Linked DNA regions of Mus musculus: all the other regions are linked to region 3. A link is a loop called in an ENCODE intact Hi-C map of the cell type or tissue named here. Cell type or tissue: heart. All regions are shown on one strand.

Region 1 (8,000 bases), 240 kb after region 3:
AAAACCAACCAACCAAACAAACAAAAGAGCTCATGTTACAGGATGTGACTAAATGTTGAAAACTATAATACATTATAAAAAACATGAATTGCACAACAGTCTTTATCAAAGTATAGAGAACAGATTTGACGAGTGTGTACCAAAATATTAACTGCTCATTAGGATATTGATGTTTTATTATCTTCAAAGTAATCATATGCTGCTGGTCTGTTTTGGGATGTGCTGCATTGTGAGCCATGCCATGCCCCCATCCTGCGCTTTAGATGTTAAAACTGCGTATATTATAGTTTCAGTAGTGTTAGTGTAATTAACTGCTATCCCTAGACCCTCGCGGTCACTGAGGTGGATCTACAAACATCATATTATGATACGGAAGCTTTGGTTTCTGGTTGGTGACTTTATTTCTTTGGATTATGATACCTTTGTGCCCAGCGTTTATGGTTAGTTATGATTGCAGACAGCTTTATGCAACCTCAGCCTCACTGACAGAGAAATGGTAGGAGAGAAAAAAGAGCTCTTTTTTCTGAAAGAGTAATGTAATTACTATTCTATTGATATTTATATAATTATATCCATCTATCTATCTATCTATCTATCTATCTATCTATCTATCTATCTATCTATCTATCTATCCATCCATCCATCCATATACATTCTAGCCCCATTTGTATTAAATGTTAACAATGAAGTTAAGGTAGTATTGGTAAAATGCATGTCTAGTGATTTACTGATGAATATATTTTAAACAATCAAAACGCCCTAAAGTGGGTTCAGCTGCAATTCTGAGGGAGCATGTAGAAGATTATAGCGCTATAACTCCAGCTATCACCACTTGGTTCCCTTATTAAGATTCAAATAATCAAACCCAATATGTGAAGGGCTGAGTGGAGCGAGTTGAGCTAACAGAGGCAGAGGGCAGGTTAGGGGTAGATGCCAAGAGTCAGGTTGACCTGCTGACTGATGTTCAGCACTGTCGGCGAGTGGACTGCAGAGCTGGTGGCCCACTAGTCTTTGCGTCCAGTTAGCAAACTGTGGCGCTGCTTTAGTGGAACTTCTGTGTCACTCTGGGTGGCTCTGGAGGCCCATTCGCTCGGTTCTGCTTTATTCTAAAATTCTCTGTGTGCTTTGTTTCTTTTAAAAAAAGTTTCGCCTTTAAGGATTTGTATGTAACTGTAGATTATTTTCCATTAAGCAGTGATTGTACAGATTATAGCACTTGAAGATGTTGATCGTAATCAGGAAATGCCATAGCATGAAGTGCTCTGAAGACCATAATCCGAGGGTTTGTTTCCCTTCTCCCTCTAGTGGGCAGACATTGTTTTAAAGCTGTAATACGGTGGGGCTCATTAGTATTGAGTGTATCGCAATATACTCTCAGATTTCAAGAAGAATCAGAAGCGCTGTTATTTTAGAAATGTTAAATAAACTTTTATTCCTTCGCAGGCATAATAGTGGATCCTTGAATGTGGAAGACGTCCTTACCAGCTTTGACAACACAGGAAATGTTTGTAAGTTCTATGCTCACTATGAAATATATCCAGTGCTTTAGAAACCAAATTTTAGTTTCGCCCTAGTATTTATTATACTAACCATGTGTTTATACTCATGTGTGTATGCACATATATGCATATATTTTATATACATGTATGCATGCATACATATACACATGCATATTAGAAATTCCTGGTACCTTTAGCTGTAGAATGTACCCCATAGGAGATGCATACTAAATGGGGTATGGCAGGCTTTACCAAAACTTTGTGGCGATGTGTGTGTTTGAGGCAGAGTATAGATCAGAAGGAAGTCTGGACTCCCCGGCGCCTGGCATTCCTTCTGGTTCCTGTTTCCCTCGCAACTTTCTCTGGAAGTTCACTTGTTCTGCTTGCTTTGCCTGCTGTGCTCTTCTGTTTTGGTACTGATTAAATCCACAGCACATTCTTTATGATGTCACTATACTTAAAATGCAGGTTTTCAATGACATGATAGAGGCTGTGTTATATTTTTGTCTAAGCCACTGATTAATTGGTGATTTATTTCTCTGCTGAGAACTTGACTTAAGCAATTCTAAAATAATGCCATATGATGACAGACATCAGCTAAGAACATGTACACATCACAGTTAAATAACATCTCATGATAAGAACTATGTGTGTCTTCTAAGTTGTTGTACAGGATACTTATCAAAACAATGAATCATTAGTAAAATATGACTGCTTCAAATTTTAAAATAACTAAATTTTTTTTCTAAGAGGAAACATCATAATTACTTATTGTCTATCCTATTATTATTATTATTATTACTATTGAGACAGGGTTTCTCTGTGTAGTCCTGGCTGTCCTGGAACTCACTCTGTAGACCAGGCTGGCCTCGACCTCAGAAATCTGCCTGTCTCTGCCTCCCAAGTTCTGGGATTAAAGGCGTGCGCCACCACTGCCCGGCTTTATTGTCTATTCTTAAATGATAAACTTTGCTGATAGTACTGTTTTACCAAATGGGTGGATTTTACTTGAGTAATGTATTATCATAGACATTACTTTTGTTCTATGTCCATATTTTCATTAGTTCTGGCTTGCATAGAAAAGTTATATTATTTGTCACTAAGGAATCTGTTACTGTAAAATATTTAGAATGGCATAGGTTTCTTTTGCATGGACTACCTTTCTTTTGTAGGCTACCTTTTAGCTTACACATGCTGGCCTTTAGTGAATTCTGACTTAGGTGTATATTGTAGTTTGGTTGGGAGCAAGGCAAGGACTGGCCAAGGGGTGCTATGGAGGTTGAGGACACTGCAGTAATGGGAAATATCATTAAGTCAGTCCTGTGTGCACACATTTACAACATGATCCTGCAATGTGAAATGGAGACTTTTACATTCAATAACATAAACCAAGTATTGTTTTCTTTGGTTTTTCTTTTTTTTTTGGGGTTTTTTTGTTTTTTTGTTTTTCGAGACAGGGTTTCTCTGTGTAGCCCTGGCTGTCCTGGAACTCACTTTGTAGACCAGGCTGGCCTCGAACTCAGAAATCCGCCTGCCTCTTAAAGGCGTGCGCCACCACGCCCAGCGTGTTTTTTGTTTTTTAAGTATTATTTTCTTGACTCACTATGAAGTAGGGCCACTAGCTGGCAGCACTGAATACAATAAAAAGTCTCGTAATGGTCCAAGGTATAACATAAATCACCGGCTCGTCCTTCTCTAACATCCTCTTCATCACCCACCCCCCTTAGCTGTCGCACTGACAAGTGAAAAAATCACGTGTCGAGGACGCCCTGCCCCCTCTGTCCTGTGTTGAGGACGCCGCCCCCTCCCCTCCTGTGTTGAGGACGCCCTTCCTTCTCTGTGTTGTTTGGTGGGGAACTTCAAAACAAGCTATGTCTGCACCTTAGGTGATTTGTGTTGTCTCTGTGAACTTGACTTCCATTCATTTTTAAAGACTGCATATAATTCGTGGACGCCATCGAACTCTCTATTCCTCGTAATTGATGCTCAGGAAGTGGAAGCTACTCTGTTGCTCCTGGTGCTTGGTGCTTTTCAAACTTGTTAAAAGGGCTTATAAGTATGCACAATTTATGTTGTTGAGGCTTATTGTAAAACAAACTTAAGTTAAAGGGAGACACCAAAAATTACTTTGATGTTTTAAAATGAATGATTTTGATTGAACTAAAAAGCCAGAAAGAATAGAAAAAAAAATAACAAAATAGTTTATTAAAATGTTTTATCATAATAGTCTTAAGAACCTGAAAATATTGTCAAGTGACAGATGTAGTAACAAAAACAAGGTGTCTTAAGACTTTTCTGTATATAACCTTTTGGCATGTGAGGGTCAGGGTGGTATGGGTGCTGTGTATGTGTGCTCATGTGGGTGGTTGTATATGTATATGCATGTGTGTGGAGGCCTGAGGCTGAGGTCAGCAGCCTTCCTCTGTTCTCTACCTACTCACAGAGGCAAGGTCTCTTGAGCTTGGCTGTGCAGCCAGGGTGGCTGCCCACTGCTCTAGGGAGAGTTAGACATGGCCACCACACCTCCCTGCCCTTTACATGGTCTTGCATGTGAGCCCAGGTGATTGTGTGGCCAGCGCTTCCTCCCCGAGTCATCTCCTGCTCCATATGTAACATTCTACTTCGTGGTGCAAATATTATATGTGGAGTGCCTGGTCCTTCATCTTCCCGCCAGTCTTTCTCCTGCTTCTCTTCTCTGCTGTTTGTTTCCTTTGTCTCCAGACCTTTCTGCGTCCACGTCATACATATGTATGCGGTTTATGTGACTAGATTTACTCTTAAATACGTGACGACATTTACTCTTTCGTTTATGAGGAACAGCTATTGAAATTCCACCTAATAGATAAATATATAAAGTCTCATCAAAGTGAATACTAGCTAAGTTTTTATATAATCATAAAATGCACATAGACAAAAAAGTAATTTTTCATTTGATACATAAGTTTGATTGGATTTTATTAGTGTTGCTAGGCTGAGTTTGTTTGTGGCAAGCCCAGCAGAGGGCGCCACAAGCATAATTCTGTTTCAGAGCACAGTGTAAAGCCAGGAATACCTGTAAGCGTTCATTGTATAAACATTTAAAGACTTGTTTATATGCTTCCAACCGATTTATTTCTAATATATTCAATATATTTGCCAATCATTAAAGATAAAAAGCTTTTCTTATCTTTGAATTTATTTTGTTTTTGTTTGAATGCTGAAATGTAAGTTTTCCTCTCTCTAGCCTTAGGTTCTGATCTTCTGACCCTGATGGGGCTTGAAGTGGTGCTCTGGAATGTCAGTTCCTATAGATCTGGTGTGATAGTGTGCAAAGGATATTTACAGTGAGGAGTGAAGCTCCTGATGGTAGAGATGATGAGCCCAGCGCTTAGGTTCTTCAGGTTATTATTACTTAATAACAGAAACAATAATTCAAACATCTTAGAGTCATCAGATTCTGCTGCTAGGCCCAGTGAGTGCACTCCCGATGCAGTGGAGCCATCCATCCCAAATGGAAAACCAAGCCATGGTTATGCTCAGTTGCGCTTGGCGAGAGTTCCAGAATTTCCAAAACTATGTGGAAGAGTCTTCCTAATTTTGGGGAATAATTGAAATATCTAATTATTTATTTCCTCTTATATTGGAAAAGAAAATATTTTTATACTTGCTTTTGTTATTTATATTTTGTTTGTAAACCTTAAAATGGTTTATAAATCTTGAGATGTATTTTACTATTTGGCTTCTTATCAGTGATATAAGAAGAAATTAAGCGAGATTTCATGGGCTGGCTATGGGATAGCTTGCTGACATTTCACAAGGACCAAGGTTAGTTGCAGAAAGAATCAAACGTGTCACGGAGAGTTAATCACTCCTGCACACGGACTTATTTACTGCTTTAGGACCCAACATTCTGCTTTGTGGAAAGCAGACTCTTTTAAAGTCAAGCGTCCTATGAATAGGCTTACCTGCTCTGTTCTCACTTCTCGAGAACAGCCTTCCTGAGATGCCCGAGCTGCTCTGCAGAGGGAATGTGTGTGCTCCTGCCCCATGGCGCCTAGAAAGAGATGCCATTGTGTGAGCTAGGAAAAAGTGTAAGTCAGCAGCCTTCATCTCCAGTGAGGGCCACTTCTGCCGATCCCTGGGGAGGGGAGCCCCGAGCCCCTGTCTGACAGTGCCGCATGGATTCCTGCTTTGTTCTTCCTGGGGCAGACTCCCCTTTCCTGCTAGGCCCCTTGACTTCCGCTCAGAGAAGCCCACCGTGCTGTTTCCCTAAAGTGGTCTCTTTCTTCTACTGAGATGACCTTTTTATTTTGGAGACAGGGTGTTTCTGAGTAGTTCTGGCTGACCTGGCAATCACCAGGTAGAACATGCTGGCCTTGCTTCTCAAGCCCTCCTCCTCCTGCCTCCTCACTTCTGGGATCTGAGGCCTGCACCACCATGTTCCGCCCAAGATGGTTTATGAAGATGTGATTCTTCTCACCTTAGTTGATAACAAATTTGGTTATCATAGCGTCTATTACAGTTATTTGGTATTTACAATATCCCCTGTATATTTGGAAATAGAATAGTTTCCCTTACATTTTTTTAAAGTGTACTATGTTTTCATAGCCTGAACAGATAAGTCAATATTTCTCATATAATTTATTGCATATACACAGAACATATATACCACATGGGTAATATATAAAATAATAATAGTAATATTGATTATATTATCATATTATTGTATTATATTAATAATATTAATATAGTATTATTATTATAGTTAATAATAGTACAGCACTAATGAGGAATATAGAAATAATGAAAATTCAGAAACAATTCTATTAATGTAGACACATAAAATATGTATATTAATATATGCCTGTTATTTGTAATGTATATAAGCCAGTAGTTGTTATATATCATTGCAATATTTTAGTGTCAACCAGAATCTTTGGCTAATGCTGTAGCTTCATCTTGGAGACTATATTAGTAAAACCCCTCTTGCTGTTTCTTCCAAGTTTCTGCCTCTTGTGTCTGGGTTCTGATAGGACCCCGTGATTGGCACATGTCTCACAGCCTCTTCCTTCTCCATCCTTGACCTGTGACAGTGGTGATCTTCCCCTCCGGGAATGCTTGGGCACAGTGAGCGTGTGACGAATCCAGCTCTAGTCTTTCCCTGATTCTCTCTACTTGTCTGCTGTAGGATCTGCTTTAGGGTGTGCCCAAGACTGGTATCTTTTACACTAGTAATCAAGTGTTACTAGAGGAAAGCTGCTTTTTAAGATTTTTATATATTCATTTCCACCTACCTTAGAGAAACTGAAGGGAAAATTATGGAAATATAGCCTATATTTTTAGATTTCCCATGACGTCATTATTTTGTCATGTAGAGTGTATGCTATGTGCAGAATCCCAACACTTCAGAATGTCAAGTTGACTTAAAAATGTTTTCTTAAATAGAGTTATGTTTTATATAGTTATGTGTACTTATATACAGGAGACCTATAGAGACCTGTACTGCATATGTGACATACATGTGCATTGCATGCATGTAACACATTACAAAGCATGTGTGTGAAATGTACATTGTATTGGTAAATTGTCATGGGAGGGGCTGGTCCTCCGCTTCAGAGCTCAGCCCCTTGTTCAGGGTGGGCTGGATCCCTAACTCCATGGCCGTGAGGGAAGAGAAAAGCAAGACAGCTCAAGAGTAAACACTGAGCCCTCGAGAGGAGTTAGAAGGCGAGCTGTTTCCAACAGAGGTTGCTCTTTATCCCGGCAGATAAGCTGCCTACGGTGGAAACCGGAAGCCACAAGGTCAGCACATCAATGGAAAATAAAAAGCTAGATCAGGAACTCTAGCTGACCCCTTCCCTGTGTCTTTCCCATTCAGTTTCTGCTGGGTGATAGGGCCCGAACTGAAGGTCTGCTGTCTGTGCCTTCTATTTTACTCTCTCCTGCCTGCTTTGTGTCTAATAACCTCATCCATTCAAAACCGAGGGCATAGCTACCGTGATCACTCTCCATATGAACAATATGTAAACACAGATATAATTCCTGCAGGAGCTACATAGCCATCCTATATCTGTTTACATGTATGTCTTGTGACCCATAGCCACCCATACTTTGTATTTCTATGCAAATATACACATATATTTTAGTAGTTTAATTTAGAAGTGAGAAAACTTGGACTTTTATGGGTCATTCACTGTTCTATTTAAAGTAGGTGTCACCATAGGAAGTGCATGTGAGATTGATTTAGCTCTGCCAGTTATTTGTCGTATAATCTCCAGGGAGTCTTTGACCAAGTGCTCCCTCTTCAGAAACACTAGCTACTTTGTACTGTGATAAACATATCAGACGAAAGACTATGTGACTGTCAATACTGCACTTTCAATTAGTGGTGTTGGTATCGTCTGCTTTATTCTCCAACCTTTTATTTTTTTATTTTTAATTTTTTTCATATTTTGAGATAAAGTTTTTCTATGTTATCTCTCATTGTCCTGGAGCTCACTCTGTAGACCAGGCTGGCCTTGA
Region 2 (8,000 bases), 750 kb after region 3:
ATGGCTGTCTGGCCTGAGGGGTGGGGGGGTGTGAGAGAGTCTGGGAGGAGGTAGCAGTACTAGCCCCGCTCCAATTTCTCCGGTCAGCTGAGCACAACTTTCCATTCGAGTGTATTCATGCAGTGGCTGATTGAGCTCTGCAGTGTCAGGCAGGACTCGGCAGGAGGGGGGAGGCAGAGCCAGGCTGACAGAAGCTAGACCACATACCACACACACAGACACACACAGACACATACACACTTATACAAATATACCTAGCCACATGTTGTATGCATACCTTGCTACTAGCCATTTCTGTATAAATATAGCACACACATGCACACACACACACACACACACACACACACACACACACACACCTGCTACCAGAACAATTTCCCAACACCCACAGATCTTTCCTACCCAACACACGGCCGGTCTTTCTCCTCTACCCCTTATAGAGTTTATACCAGTTCTCAAACACAAATGCAAGCATCTTTCCTCCCTGCGGGCACTCTCTCCAGGATGCTTGTACTCCAAACCTGCATGGATGCACACACAAACCTACCCAATCTTAAAATCTTCCTCCCACAGAGCTATCCAGACTCAGACCATGATAGAATTGCACTTGTGTTAAACACCATTAGCACCCACACACTGCTAGCTCACAGTCTGCTCTATGTGAAGGGCAGTGACTCACCAAAAGTTTATACATGAGAGAGGCTGCAGAAGTATGGCCCATTCATTTAAAGAACACAACTGTGGCATAGTCATGAAGACAGAGGTTATTGAAGGAAACTTCAGACACCCAGTGACATAGGAGCCAACCCAAAAATGGTAACTCCACCCTGTAGTCACTTGCCCTTCTGTCTGGGCCCCCAGAGACCACTTCTCTTAGATGTATCCACTTCCAGAGGGCCTCCCTACAAATCACAGCAGACAGCTAGAGATTTAGAGAAGACAGGACACACTATAAACACCCTCAGCTGAACGGGACTCCTATTGGGAGTAGAGCAGAATTACCTGTTCTGAAACTCCCCTCACCTAGGTGCCTAGGCATGCTGTTCTGCAAAGGAAGAAAGCACAGCAGCATGGAGGGACATCGCAGAGAGAGGTGACAGTGAGAATATTGACTGAAGAGAGAAGAGAGGTGAACTCAAACAAACAAACAAACAAACAAACAAACAAACAAAAAGAGGAGCCAGGCATATGGCTGTAACCCAGGCAGAGGCAGGGGGGTTACCACAAGTTCAAGGGTAGCCTGGTTATAGTGACACTGTCAAAACACACACACACACACACACACACACACACACACACACACTCACTCTCACACATACACACACCACCACCACCACCACCACCAACAACAACAACAAAGTAAAGAGAAAGAAAGTAAGAAGAGTTAGGAAAGGCAGAAAAGGACCAGAATACTTAAACTCTAGAGAAACCAGCTGGACCAAGCTGGCTGGGTGGAGGAAATGTGCCGCTGTGGCACTGCACAGCTTAGCAGACCCTCAGAGTGTCTGAGGGAGCACCCGCCGCAGGGCCAGCTTGACTTGGGAACTGAATGGAGTATTTCCTGCCCTTGGCGACAGCCTCACCACGGAGCGCCCCATATCCCCTCTCTCCTGCAAGCGGTGAGCAGACAGACAAGCAGACAGACGCTTCCTTACAGTGGTTGCAGGCCTCGCTCTTCACACAGAAGCGCATTTGACCTAACCACATTTCGCAAATATGCCTGTACCGCCTTCGCGTTGCATTATATAAGCATGGTCTGTAAGGAAAAGGGGGTGGAGCTTAAACCCAAAGGAAGCTAATTCAGACCCTCGGGATTTTACCAAAAGTGTCAAAAACCCGGCATGACAGACGGGGCCTGTACACGTGTGTTTACATCTCCTCTGGCTGTGTTCACCCCGCGGCACCCAGAAGACCCCCTGACTGGTCAGAGAGGAGAGGGTAGGTAGAAGGATTTATCTGAGCAGGAGGGGATAAGACTCGCACTGGCTGAGAAACCAGCACATTGTACATAGAACACAGGTGACTAAAGATAAAGGTGGGGCTTGGGGCGGGGATGAGTGCCCTGAGGCTTTTAAATCTCTGGATGTGAAGGGACTGTTGGTGGGGTAGGGTGGGGTGGGGGTGAGGAGGTGCCCAGGCATCTACAAATAAGGCAGGAGGTAAGGTCTGGATGTAAGGACTGATGTGTGCAAGACAATCAGTCCCCTGAGCTCCCCCCACCCCCTGCCCCCAGTCTTTGGCTCAGACTGCCTTTCTTCTTTCAGACAGCTGGGGGGCGCTGTGGTCCAGCCTGGCCTCTCCAAGCCTGACTCCTGGGAATGTGGTTATAGCATAGCATGGCCTATCTTCTTGCTCCTTGAAGCCTGGGCTGCTTCAGGCGACAGTCCAGCCTGTGTCTGAGGGTGGCCTGGAGCCCTTCCAGACCTGAGCAGGCTTGAGTCTGTTTGATTCTGAGATGAGTATTTACCATCATAATTAATCTGTGACTATTATTCAACTGACATTCTTAGCGAGGTCTTTTAATGAGTGAGCGTGGTAATTATGAGCAGGGTTGCACGCTTAGCCTCTGCAGACATAGAGTGTCATGGCCCCTGCCTGCCCTCACCTCCTCTGCACCCTGGCCAGGTCCAGCTGAGACAGATCAGGGGGATGGAAAGCGGTGACTCCAGGTTGCAGCCACAACTACCTACCTCTTTCTGGATGTTTCTGAACCTAAGAGGCTTTGATTAGAAGTGAAGATCTGGTGAAACTAAGAAAAAGAAAGAACAATGACTTGACCACTGTCACACAGCTGCCCTTACACACTCCATGTCCCAACCCCAGTCTTTCTTCCTAGGGTTACCAGTAGCCCAGTAAACAGATTTCTAAGATCCTTTGCTGGCACTTAAGACAAGTAAATTTGAAAGCAAGAGCGAATAGGTCAGGGAGTGTCTTGCCCCAAGCACTTTACTCATGTTGAGGGGGAATGTAGCCCTGCAAGAGACTGGCTACTACACACCTATTTAGGACTTGATGTTTCAAGAGCCCCCAGCAAGGGGCTAAAAGCAGCCATTCCTACTAAGGCCCTAGCTCACTGGAGCTGGCTCCACTCGTAGAGAGGACAGACCTTGGCTTGATGTGTTGGAGTACCCCAGTGGGCTGAACTCAATAGTGTATGAAGTGGATATGTGTGATCCTGATTCGTGTTGCGTGAGTAAGGTAAATATGCATTTTACTCAGGGGACACACCCACATACAGGTGTGCCTAGGATTTCATTCAACAGCACGTAGGCTGGGCATCCGGCTCAGTCTACAAATATCACCTACGTTCTGTAAGAACCGAGAGAGGAGGGCCAAGTGAGATTCAGGCTTACCTTCAAGGTGGAAGGGACAGTTGAGAAAACAGGTGCACACAGGATGCACGGGGATGGAGAGGGGAAAGGACAACATTGATCCAGACAAATGGATTGGACTCAGTGGAGGGATTCCAGGCAGGCATCGTGAGGCCTCGGGTGTGGATGGAGCAGTGGCTCCAGGAGGAGCAGCGTGGCAGGACTGGTTCCTGGTGACTGTAGGGAGTTGCCCATGGGGTGTGGAGAAGCTGACAGTTGAGTCAGTGGGAAGGTCACATGAGGTTAGGTACAAGGTTCCAGCAAGCTATGTTGTCTTGACCCCATATCCACTGAGCAGCCAAAACAGCCTTAGTGAAAGCTCAAAGGACCATCCTCAGAGGTTGTCACTGGTTTGCGGGCTTATGGCTTATAATGCAATGGTCCTGGGTCTCTACTCCCTGTGACTTCAAGAAATATGGAGAGTGACAGCTCCCCCTGCCCCCATAAGTTGGCCTGAGGGGAGTGTTGACAAGCCACCTCCTACCCAGAGTAAGACTCCTCAGTGGGTCTATTTCCATGACCACTCATTCTGCCTTAATTCCACTGTGCAGGGACATCCTGGAGGAGGTGCTTGGATGGGCACTCCGGAGGGGCGTCCTCAGTCACTGAGGTGGCTGACTAGGCTAGTGCAGTAAGTAATTAGGAGTATGGCTCCTGCCAAGGGCTAGAGGGTCAGAGGTGGGTCGGAGGTGGGGCAGGAAACTCAGGACTTACCAGACTCCCAGCAACCTAGGAGAATCTGGGTCTGAGCTCGGCCCAGCTTCTGTACACCCAGCTTTCTGCAAACTGTTTCTCAGCCTGGCTGACTGCATCCAGGGATAGAGAAGGCCCAGGGCCCAGTCTTTCTGGTTTGTAGCCACAAGAATTTCAGAAAGACTTTCTAGAAGGCAGCAACCCTTCACTGGAAGTGTAGGTTTAGAGAACATGTTATGAAGTAAGGGTGGTTTTGAATCCCAGAGTGGACAGAAGTTGAACCCAAGTTTCTGGGTTTTTTACTCTGAGGTTTCCACTGTACCCCGGGGTCTCCTGGCCCGACACTCAGTTGTCACCTTCCGAAGCTAACTCCTTGTAATTGTCCAGCGTCCATGTCCTGAGAGAGAGTGGGGCAGAGGCAGAGAGAGAGAGAGAGAGAGAGAGATCAAAGGAACAATTATTTAGGCGGCTCAGCTTCCAGTGTCATTCTCAGGAATGGAAAGAAGCAACTGGGAAAGGGTGAAGGCAGGCCTGGATGCTGCCAGAGTCCAATACCTGACACCAAAAAAGGACCAGAGGAGACAGGAGACTGGATGGGTTTCCTGGAGATGGGAAGACAGGGAGAGCCCAGAGGGGTGCAGGTTTGGAGAGAAGGAGTTTCCATATAATATTTGAACTTTTATTATCTGGAGACCCGAAAAAACGAGTTTTCCCTATATCTCAAGGAACATCCAAAAAAAAAAAAAAAAAAAAAGTTCCCAGGGCTCTCAGTCCTTCTCCGGGTCTGGATGGATGCCTGAACATTAGCGGGTTTTTGCTGCCACCTCGCGGCCGTGGCGAGAGATGTCTGAGCTGGTTGCCGCGGTGAGGGGGATGCAAGTTACTCCTCACCCAGATTCTTGTAAACTGTTTTATTTTACACACACACGCACACACACACACACACACACACACACACACACACACACACACACACACACACACTCGGGTTAAAATAACTTGCGAAACACTAAGCTTTGCTTTAATAAGACTTTCTGCCCTGGCGTGTGCAACTTGGGTCCCCCTTTCTAGCGCTTACCTCTGCCTGTAAGCAGCACTCTGATGCTTCTTTCTCCCACACTGCGGCTCTCTTCCTCAGTGATTGTCTGGAGGGAAGCCATCACTGCTTGCTGAATGCTGGACTCTATGGTACACGCAAGGGGTCAGCTGATGGCATCCCAGACCTTTGCCCAAAAGCAACACCAGAGTTATCATTTAAAGTACTGAAGCCTGGAACTGACCCTGTGCCAGGTTCAGGACTGACCCTGTGCTACAGCTCTCCATACCCAAATATCGCTGGGAGAGAGCCAGAATCCCAAGAGTACTAACATGCCTGTGAGCACAGGTAAGACCACCACTTCTGCTCAAATTCCTGGCCCAAGTCTAGAGCCATCAGGACACAGGAAGTAAGGAACAGCTGGGGACAGGATTCTCCCGGTTTCTGTCTGCACCCTGGAGCTGACCCTGTGCCACAGCTCTCCATACACAAATTCCTCCCAGAAAGAGTTGGTCTCCCAGGAGCACCGACACAAAGGCTTGCAGGAAGGACAAGCCACAGTCAGAGACAGCAAGACCAGCTAACATCAGAGATAACCAGATGGCAAGAGGCAAGGACAAGATCATAAGCAACAGAAACCAAGGCTACTTGGCATCATCAGAACCCAGTTCTCCCACCACAGTGAGCTGGATACCCCAACACACCAGAAAAGCAAGAAACTGATTTAAAATCACATCTCATCATGATGATAGAGAACATTAAAAAGGGCATAAATAACTCAATTAAAGAAATACAGGAGAACAATGCTAAACAGGTAGAAGCCCTTAAAGAGGAAACACAAAAACCCTGAAAGAATTACAGGAAAACACAACCAAACAGTTGAAGCAATTGAACAAAACCATCCAGGATCTAAAAATGGAAGTAGAAACAATAAATAAATCACAAAGGGAGATAGAAAACCTAGGAAAGAAATCAAGAACCATAGATGCCAACAGAATACAAGAGATAAATGAGAGGAGAATCTCAGGTGCAGAAGATTTCATGGAAAACATGAACAAAACAATCAAAGACAATGCAAAATGCAAAAAGCTCCTAACTCAAAACATCCAGGAAATCCAGGACACAATGAGAAGACCAAACCTAAGGATAATACATATAGATGAGAATGAAGATTATCAACTTAAAGGGCCAGTAAATATCTTCAACACAATTATAGAAGAAAACTTCCCTAACCTAAAGAAAGAGATGCCCATGAACATACAAGAAGCCTACAGAACTCCAAAATAGACTGGACCAGAAAAGAAATTCCACCAGTCACATAATACTCAAGACATCAAATGCACAAAACAAATAATATTAAAAGCAGTAAGGGGAAAAGGTCAAGTAACATATAAGGCAGACCTATCAGAATTACACCAGGCTTCTCACCAGAGACTATGAAAGCCAGAAGATCCTGGGCAGATGTCATACAGACCCGAAGAGAACACAAATGCCAGCCCAGGCTATTATACCCAACAAAACTCTCAATCACCATAGATGGAGAAACCAAAGTATTCCATGACAAAACCAAATTTACACAACATCTTTCCACAAATCCAACCCTACAAAGGATAATAGATGGAAAATACCAACACAAGGAGGAAAACTATACCCTAGAAAAATCAAGAAAGTAACTTTTCAACAAACCCAAAAGAAGATAGCCACACAAACATAAAAATAACATAAAAAAATGTCAGGAAGCACCAATCACTATTCCTTAATATCTCTTAATGTCAATGGATTCAATTCCCCAACAAGAAGACATAAACTAACAGACTGGCTATGTAAACAGGACCCAGAATTTTGCTGAAAAGATCTTTACCAGTCCTGCATCTGACAGAAGGCTAAATATCCAATACATACAAAGAACTCAAAAAGTTAGACTCCAGAGAGACAAATAACCCTATTTAAAAAATGGGGAACAGGGCTGGTGAGATGGCTCAGTGGGTAAGAGCACCCGACTGTTCTTCCGAAGGTCCAGAGTTCAAATCCCAGCAACCACATGGTGGCTCACAACCATCTGTAACAAGATCTGACCCCCTCTTCTGGAGTGTCTGAAGACAGCTACAGTGTACTTACTTACATATAATAAATAAATAAATCTTTAAAAAAATGGGGAACAGAGATAAACAGAGAATTCTCATCTGAGGAAACTCAAATGGCTGAGGAGCACCTAAAGAATTGTTCAACAACCTTAGTCATCATGGAAATGCAAATCAAAATGACCCTGAGATTCCACCTCACACCAGTCAGAATGGCTAAGATCAAAAACTCAGGTGACAGCAGATGCTGGCAAGGATGTGGAGAAAGAGGAACACTCCTCCATTGTTAGTGGGATTGTAAGCTGGTACAACCACTCTGGAAATCAGTCTGGCAGTTCCTCAGAAAATTGGACACAGTACTACCTGAGGACTCAGCTATACCACTTCTGGGCATATACCCAGAAGATGCTCCAACATATAACAAGGACACATGCTCCACTATTTTCATAGCAGCCTTATTTATAATGGTCAGAAGCTGGAAACAACCCCAGATGTCCTGCAACAGAGGAATAGGTACAGAAAATGTAGTCATTGACACAATGGAATACTACTCAGCCATTACAAACAGCGACTTCATGATATTCTTAGGCAAATGGATGGAACTTGAAGCTGGGCAGTGGTTGTGCACGCCTTTAATCCCAGCACTTGGGAGGCAGAGGCAGGCAGATTTCTGAGTTTGAAGCCAGCCTGGTCTACAAAGTGAGTTCCAGGACAGCCAGGGCTATACAGAGAAACCCTGTCTCAAAAAACAAACAAACAAACAAACAAACACAAACAAAAACATAAAAAATGGATGGAACTTGAAAATATCATCCTGAG
Region 3 (8,000 bases):
GGTCGTAGCTCAAGCCAGGAACAGTGAACACAGAAAAGAATGTTTATCATTAGGCACCAATACCACATGGCCATGGCCTATGTCCTCTTCACTTGCCTTCTAATGGAAGAAGCAGGTGACTTCAGAGAGGAGCTGGTGACTCATCAACTCAGCCTAGCTGAGCAGTAGCTGAGCTGTGACCTCCAGTGTAACCATCTGTAAAGAGTGGCACGCCCGCTTGCCAGGGACACAGGATTAATCCAAGATCCCGGCCTTGGTGAGTGTCAGAAACGTGTTGAGAGGATGGCTTTACGTTTCTGATCCTTTGGTCTCCTTGGTTCAATGGCTGGGATTACAGGTGTCATCACCACACCCCATTTATTCAGCAAACCACGAGCTTCAAGCATGCTGGGCAAGCGCTCTTCCGACGCGCTCCAGACACAGCCCTGTTTGGAGGGTTTTGTTTTGTTTCTTAGATTTATTTTCACATGTGTGCAAGTCTCTGTGTGTGCATTCGTTTGTGTATACCATGTTCGTGCAGAAACTGAAGTTACAAGTACTTTGATTTGCCTGATACGGGCACTTAAAATTGAACCCCTGGTCCTCTGGGAGAGCAATTAAACACTCTTAACTTCCAGGCCACCTCTCCAGCCCCTATTTGGAGTTTTCTGACTGGCATCTCTCCTCCTACATGAATTCTCAAACACTGCTTCAGGAGGTGGGCGTGGCTTTGCTCAGTATTGTGTGTTCTGCACCTGGCACAGGCGGGGCTTGGCACGTGGACTATGTATCTGTCCAGTGACCAAAGGGCTCTAACTGTATTCTGGATTTATCCGAGGAAGAGGAGTGGGGCTTTGAGGAAGGGGCTAAAAAGGTCTTTTAGAGAAGATAAACTGTTTGGGGGGCCATGACAAGTCACTGAAGAGTTTCAAGGAGGGAAAGGTACATTTGGAAAAAAGAAACTGCTTCATGTTAGAATTCTTGGTTTTTTGCAGGTTGAATCTCCCATGACCTGTATTTAACCATCACACCCTCCAGTCTTCGTGTTTGACCTTCAGACCTCTAGGGAAGAAGCAGGAGGAAATGAGAAAAACAAAAGCCAGGTGTGGTGGCGCACGCCTTTAATCCCAGCACTTGGGAGGCAGAGGCAGGCGGATTTCTGAGTTCGAGGCCAGCCTGGTCTACAGAGTGAGTTCCAGGACATCCAGGGCTACACAGAGAAACCCTGTCTTGAAAAACAAAAACAAAAACAAGCCAACAACAAAAACTCCAAAACAAACAAACTGTCAAACAATGCTTGCAGTGGCGCGGCGGCAGCGTGGACTCCTTTAATCCCAGCGCTGGGGAGGCAGAGGCAGGCTGATCTCAGTGAGTTCTAGGCCAGCCTGATCCTCTGAAGAGCTAGTTCTAGGACAGCTAAGGCTACATAAAGAAACCCTGTCTTAAAAACACAAAGACAAAAACAAAAAGGTTGCAAACATAAGAAAGCCAGTCTCAAAAAAGTAAAATAAATCAGAAACAAAGAAATACAAAATATGCCAAACATCATTAAATGTTGCCAATTCCCTTCTTTCGTTAATTGACACAGAGACTTTCTATTGGTCCAGGCAAGCCTCCACCTCATATTCCTCCTGCTCAGCCTCCTGAATTCTGGGCAGACAGGTGTGCCCACCATGCCCAGCCTGATGGACTGCCAACTGGTGCATCCGAGCCTTCCTAGTAACATGAATTTGGCACAAGAAGTCCTATTGCTTCCTTCCAGCTTCCTCACAGTTTGTGAGTCATCCCCCACCTGTGAAGGAAGGGCCGTGAGAAGAGGGACACTGGTCCCTTCTGAGCTGTTCCATCCACGAAGCCCTTCACTCTCATGCTATCTATGAGATCCAGATGGAACAGTCACAGATGGTGGCTCCTCTGTTAACTTAGCCCTGATCCTCCATGACAATCCTCCATGGGACTTGGTTTGAATACACATTGTGTCCCATTGTAATAAGCCTCTGAGGTCAGGGGCACAGGTTAGATGCCGACAAATCTGCGTCTGTGAATCCACGAATACAGCGATGTAAGGATGCTATCACTCAAACCATTCACGCCTGGAAGGAAATCGGTTTACACCGTGGGGATTAAAGTTGCTTCTTTGGGGTGCCGGGGAAGGAACTTGGGGACCAGAGCATGCCACGCCCATGGTCTGCCACAACTGACATTGCCAGTGCAATTTGTTTCACTCTGGAAGAGGGGCTTACCATGTTGCTCAGGCTAGCCTAAGTGGTCAGATTGTGCTATCCTGCCTGGCTTAAAGTTCTTCTTTGAAAAAAATGAAAGTTAAAAAAAAAAAAAAAGAAACTAAGAAAGAAAAGAAAGTAAAAGAGCTGAGTGTGGTCACTGGGGCCTGCAATTCCAATCCTCAGTAGAGAGACTGAGATAGGTGTTCAAGGCCAACCTGGGTTACATAATGATTTCCAGGTTAGACCAGGCCAACAGAGTAAAACTGTCTCAAAAACAAAAGGAAGGCTGGAAAGAAGGAAGGAAGGGGGAGAGGGAAGCAAGTATAAAGGCTTTCATAATGCTATGTTTACTATTTTAACAACACACACAGTTATCTGCAATCCCTTCCTCCCTCTCTGCAGAACTACGCACAGCCATACTTGGCCATGGAACTTCACAGGGCTTCGTCAATAGGAGACTGTGTGTATCTCCCCCGCCCCACACATTAGATGATCTGAGGCTAAGAGCATCTTCTGATTTTGCCTGGGTTGACCTGGGCCTTGAACACTGAACCCTCAGAGATAGGACAAACTTTCTTTCTGGCTCCTTTGCAAGAACGGAACCACGCAGAGTCAGCCTGTGTGGGACCTTGAGCTTGGAGTCCTGCTTGCCTGGTCAGGGCATGGCAGACTTTCATGCCCACTAGCAAGGAAAGCATAGATGTTGTCCTCAGCCGCTGAGATTCTGAGGTGGTTGGTAAACATTCCGAGCAAATGGACTCATCTGAAAGTAAGCCAGTCTTGCTTTTGTTTTTATTACGTTAAAATTCACCCTTCATCTTCTTTTCGTGGACGGTCTTCTAAGGGAAATAGTGACGAGTTTCTGACCTTTTCTCAACCCCAGCACATTTCTGGGGCATCTCCCAGCATGCCGGTTGTGTAATGCAGAAAGCTGGGCAGCCTCTCTCTCACATTAGCCTGACAAGAAAATAAATTAGAACCATGATACTCCCTCCCACGCCAAAGTCCCAAGGAAGCCTGAAGCTGCACGGAAAATCAGGTGGCCTTTGTCATGAGCCAAGCCAGACCGCTAGCTCCATGTAGAGCCTGATTATTTATTTATTTATTTATTTATTTATTTATTTATTTATTTATTTATTTATTTATTTATTTTATCAAGATTGTCCCTCTATGAAGACCCTGTTCCCACACACATTTTAGTCCAAACGTTTTTATTTTTTAAACTAGCAAACAATTCGTGTGGCATTGACCACACTGCCCTCCAGGTGGCAGTAGAGAACCGCTGCCTGCCCAGCACACTGACGTCATCTTGTTTACCCGGTTCCGGGTCATTTTTAGATCTAAGATCACAGGATGTTAATCAGGCCAATGATTTCCCATTCGTTTGGCCGAAGGCCCTTCACATAGGCATTGGGACAAATATGGTGTCCTTTTTGATAAAGAAACTTTGCGGCGGGAAGTACTTAGTTGCAAACATTTGTAATTTCATTTTTAGAAGATGGAGAAAATTGTACATGGGTCTGTGCTGTGGCCATTTGTGGTTATTTTCATTTTGGAGCCGAAATGTGAGTGACCTTAACTGAAGAGAGATGAAAAACTACATATTACAGTGGCGACCCTTCTCAGAGGCTCAGGCATCTTTTTGCTTGTCTTCCCTTTATTTATATATTATTCAGCAAGAAAGCATTTAGGTTTTTAAATTTGGAGGGAAAAGGAAAGGAGCTAATTTAGTCTAGCTGTGTCTGATTCCCTAGGAGACACCCTGGAGTTTGGGTGTCAGGAGGCCCTTGCTGGCCACACCCAGGAGCCTCCACCCATCCTTTACCTTCAGTGAGTTTGTCTGTGACTGTTAAAGAAGCAAAAGAAACAAATCTCTCAAATGCTGGGCACTGTGTACCGACCTGTAATCCCAGCCACGCCGGAGGCTAAAGCCAGATCGGAAAATCAAAGTTTATATGGGCAAAAAAGAGAGTTCAAAACTGGCCTGCTCAACTTAGCAAGACTGTCTCAAAATGAAAAGTTTAAAAAATGAGGCAGAGACAGGAGGTGTCGGGGCACACCTTTAATCCTTGCAGAGGCAGGCCAATCTCTGTGAGTCTGAGGTTAGCATTGAGCATTGTCCACAGAATGAGTAGGGGGTTGGTGGGGCGGGAGGTGGAAATGGGATATAGTTCTAAGCCTGGGGTCCTAGGTTCAGTCCTTTATGTAGAAACAATAATAATAGTCAAACATGGTAGTGCATACCTGAAATTCCAGCGTCCTGAGTTGGAGGCTGAAGATTCAGAAGTCAAGGTCAATTTCTATTATATAGTGAGTTACAGATCAGCCTGGGCTAGATGAGACCCTGTCTTAAAACAGTAATAGCCATTAGTATTTAAAACGTAAATACGAATTCCTCAGCTGTGCAATCCTTTGCAAGAGTGCAGAAGCCGCTTAATCTGAAAAGAGAAAGCTCTGGGGTGTTAAAAATAACGAGCCTTTGGGTTTTTAAAAAGTTCCCGTCCCTCCTCTGCTTCGTCCTTTGACAAGCTGCTGCTATGACCACACAAAACCACCTCCCAGAGAGTCCAAAGTCCCTGCCTGGCGCAGTCTGCAGTCCACTGGAGTGATCACACCACCCTGAAGGGATGATGGGTGGCTTTCCTGCAGGCCGGAAGAGAAGGGATACGCAATTCAGTTGCCACGCCCATTTATTGAGCTCCGAATCTGACTCAACTCTTTGGCCCACAGTACAGCTTGTAAAAAGAGGAGAGATCCAGTTCCTGCCACCTTGGAACTTTGAGCCTATAAGGATTTATAGACGTGGAGTATTTTTTTGCTCCTTCCCCCCCCCCCCCTTCATGCATAAAACGAATGAGGGGTTGAGAGACCCAGCACAACAGAAGGGTGGACTGTGGGGCTTGGAAAACCGTTCACCTCCATTTTGCTTTTGTGTCTGCCTCCAAGTGATTAGGAGTTAGGGTTAGGGTTTGAACCAGGCAGAGACACACTCAGGCGGGTCTCTGTGAGTTCGAGGCCAGCCTGGTCTACAGGGCAGAGTTCCAGAACAACCAGGACCACAAAGAGAAACCAGTCTCAGAAAACAACAACAAACCAACTGACCGATCAACCAACCAACCAAACGGTGGTTTGGGGACCGGCCCTGGGAACAACAGAGCCCTATCGGTTCTCTGGAGGGTTCTCTGGAGCGTCAAGGGAAGTTGAGAGAAGAGAGGCGCTTCTTGCTCGAGCTGGTCAGCAAGGGCCACTGACTCTGCCAGAAATGCTAAGAGCCTGGGGCAGCTTCTGCACATTCTAGGTGTGGGTTCAAAGCAGCATTTAGACTCCGTTGGAGTTTCTACTTCTCTGACTAGCAAGAAGGGGAGGCATGGGTCCCCTTCCCACCAGTGAGCATCACTTTCTCTAAGGCTTGCTGGCAAGAGTCTGGCTTCGACTCAGGCTCCTCCTAAGCACTGGGAAGGGCAAATGGAGAGAGCGTCAACCGTGAAAACTTTTTTTATGGGTACTTGACATTTAAAAATGCGTTTGAAAAAAATGTTTTGTTGGCACTCTGTGGCAGAGTATATAGGCTTAGCTAGTGCAAGGCCCTGACTTTGAAAGGAAAGCTTTTTAATTGTTAATAACAGATGAACACAAATAACAACATGAGCCAAATGTTCAGCGTCATAAAGCACACAGCAGTCACTCTAGTAATGTGGTTTGCAGTCATAAGGAATGTCTGCCATCATGAGCAACGTCCACAGCACAGCAAGAACTTTTAAAGCCATGGGACAGTTACAGTCTCCAATGATAAGTGGGAATTCTTGACCAGTTTTGAGGCAAAAGACCTTTAGCCACCAGGCAAGCAATATTTGTTGAGCACATATGGTTGTGTGTAGAGAGTATAGGGCCCTAGCCCCAAACATTTACCTGAAAGAGACAGAAAGGAAGGAAGAAAAGAAAGGACATAGCATTTTTCAGTACCATATGCTCTGTGTTTTTACTGTAAGATAAAAATCCAGCAGGCTGGAGAGATGGCTCAGCAGTTAAAAGCACTAGTTGCTGTTGCAAGAGACCCAGGTTCAGTTCCCAGTAGCCACATGGAGTGGCGAGGTTAATTAATTTCTCCAGAATAGCATAGCACCTAAGAGACAGGCTCTTGAGTCCAGGTTGTCAGGTATGATTGGCATATGACAGCTGCAGTCCCAGCACTTGTTACGTGGAGGCAGGGGGACCAAGAGATCAAGAATATCTTCAGCTGTATTGTGAATATGGTGCAAGCTACAAGAGTTACAAACAAATGTGCTCAGGAGGGAATCCTGGGTAAACAGAAAAGGTCACACGCAGAACTGAGGTGTCACAGCCTAAGGCTGCCTCTGTGGCTTGTGGTCACAGCTGCTGTGAGGTGGCCCTAGACATGCAGGACACACTCTGTAGGTTGTGATGACCGCATCTCCCCTCTCTCCTGCAGGCCTGGGGTGGTCAAGTAGCTGTAGTTTCCCCACATCCTGCCCACACCTTTGTAAATGGCCTCTTTATACAACTCTCTTCAAATTACCCAATTTGAGTGTCCCATCTGTTTCCTGCCCAGCTCTGGCTTAGTATAAATAGCAAAGAAGGAGTTTAGAGGCATTCCTTGTGGGAACGGGGCTAGTCACAGGTGGATCAAGGTGACCTCTCATTTGAAGGACTTTGGGACAGTTGCTGCATATGTGAGTCACTGCAGAATGAGGCTATCCCCTAAACTTGGCGTGTCTTAGACCAAGACAAGCCACTAGTGCAACAGTTCTCAACATAGGGGGGTCTCGAACTCTTTGGGGGTGGGGATCAAATGACCCTTTCCCAGGGGTCCTCTAAAACCATCAGAAAACATAGATATCTACATTAAGGTTCATAACAGTAGCAAAAGTACAGTTATGGAGTAGCAGCAAAGGTAACGTTACGGTTAGGATGAGGGGGTCATCACAACATGAAGAATTGTGTTAAAGGGTCACAGCATTAGGAAGGCTGAGAACCTACGCTGGCGAGTCTACCCGTTAACAGAGCTTTTGCCTCTTTCAAGCAGATTTATATGAAGGAAGCAGAACGTGCAGAGATGAAAGGGGTGGGCTCTACAATTTTGCCACCTGCATCCAAGCCCCAATTCTTCCACTTCCCAGCACTCAGAAGGACTAATTGTATGGGCTGTGTGGGCCTGGACAGTTACTTAGCCTCTGGCAAATATTTTCTTGTTTGTGTCTCCTTCTAGGGAGAGATAATGCAGTCTCTAGCTTGTATTAAGGGCTCTAATGTTAAGGGAGATCTGACATAAACATTTTAGCCCTTGAAGGTGAAGAGGTAGATGAATCACGCATAGCCAGGGAGCTTTGGAAAGTCAGACAGTGTGTGCTGGGGCAGATTGTCACCGCTTGCTGGTCCAGGAGAGAAAGGCTGAAAGCACGGGAGGAAAGGGGTCTAACGAGACCTCTTGTCTTCATCTTGAACTAGACAGCTCTTTGAGGGAACATAGGTCTTAGTTTGGCTTTTATTGCTGTGAAGAGACACCATGACAACAGCAACTCTCATACAGGACAACATGTATTTGGGGCTGGTTTACAGTTTCAGAGGTTTATTCCATTAGCATCATGGTGGGAAGTATGGCATCTTCCAGGCTAACATGGCACTGGAGGACCCAAGAACTCTACATCTTTGATCCAAAAGTCACGAGGAAAACTGTGTGCCACACTGGGCATAGATTAAGCGTAGGAGACTTCAAAGCCCACCAGCACAGTGACACACTTCCTCTATCAAGGCCACATCTTCTCTAATAAGACCATT

Evidence for each region. Peaks named below come from ENCODE experiments on the same cell type or tissue, not always from the same donor. Only the 100,000 strongest peaks of a DNase experiment are listed, where the experiment ranks them.
Region 1: a loop joins it to region 3, with 4 times the contacts of the local background. A loop is called at or near these places in 3 of 42 quality-filtered maps.
Region 2: it touches region 3 in a loop (6-fold over the local background); 7 of 42 quality-filtered maps call a loop at or near these places.

What each region holds. Positions count from the first base shown.
Region 1 is chr17:85,112,340-85,120,339 of GRCm38, forward strand. It overlaps Camkmt (calmodulin-lysine N-methyltransferase), which reads left to right. Exons shown (of 11, transcript NM_028576.3): 3 at 1,444-1,508. Among named protein-coding and RNA genes, the nearest start is that of Camkmt, 26 kb to the left of the region's middle. In heart, CTCF peaks have their summits at 1,315 (motif pointing left) and 4,496 (motif pointing right); no DNase peak of the experiment used is centred here; H3K4me3 peaks cover 197 bases; H3K27ac peaks cover 375 bases.
Region 2 is chr17:85,628,944-85,636,943 of GRCm38, forward strand. No RefSeq gene overlaps it. Among named protein-coding and RNA genes, the nearest start is that of Six3, 12 kb to the left of the region's middle. In heart, CTCF peaks have their summits at 2,274 and 4,885 (motif pointing left); a DNase peak (open chromatin) is centred at 4,898; H3K27me3 peaks cover 5,595 bases.
Region 3 is chr17:84,874,527-84,882,526 of GRCm38, forward strand. No RefSeq gene overlaps it. Among named protein-coding and RNA genes, the nearest start is that of Gm46582, 62 kb to the left of the region's middle. In heart, a CTCF peak has its summit at 3,471 (motif pointing right); a DNase peak (open chromatin) is centred at 3,535; H3K4me3 peaks cover 551 bases; H3K27ac peaks cover 562 bases; H3K27me3 peaks cover 356 bases.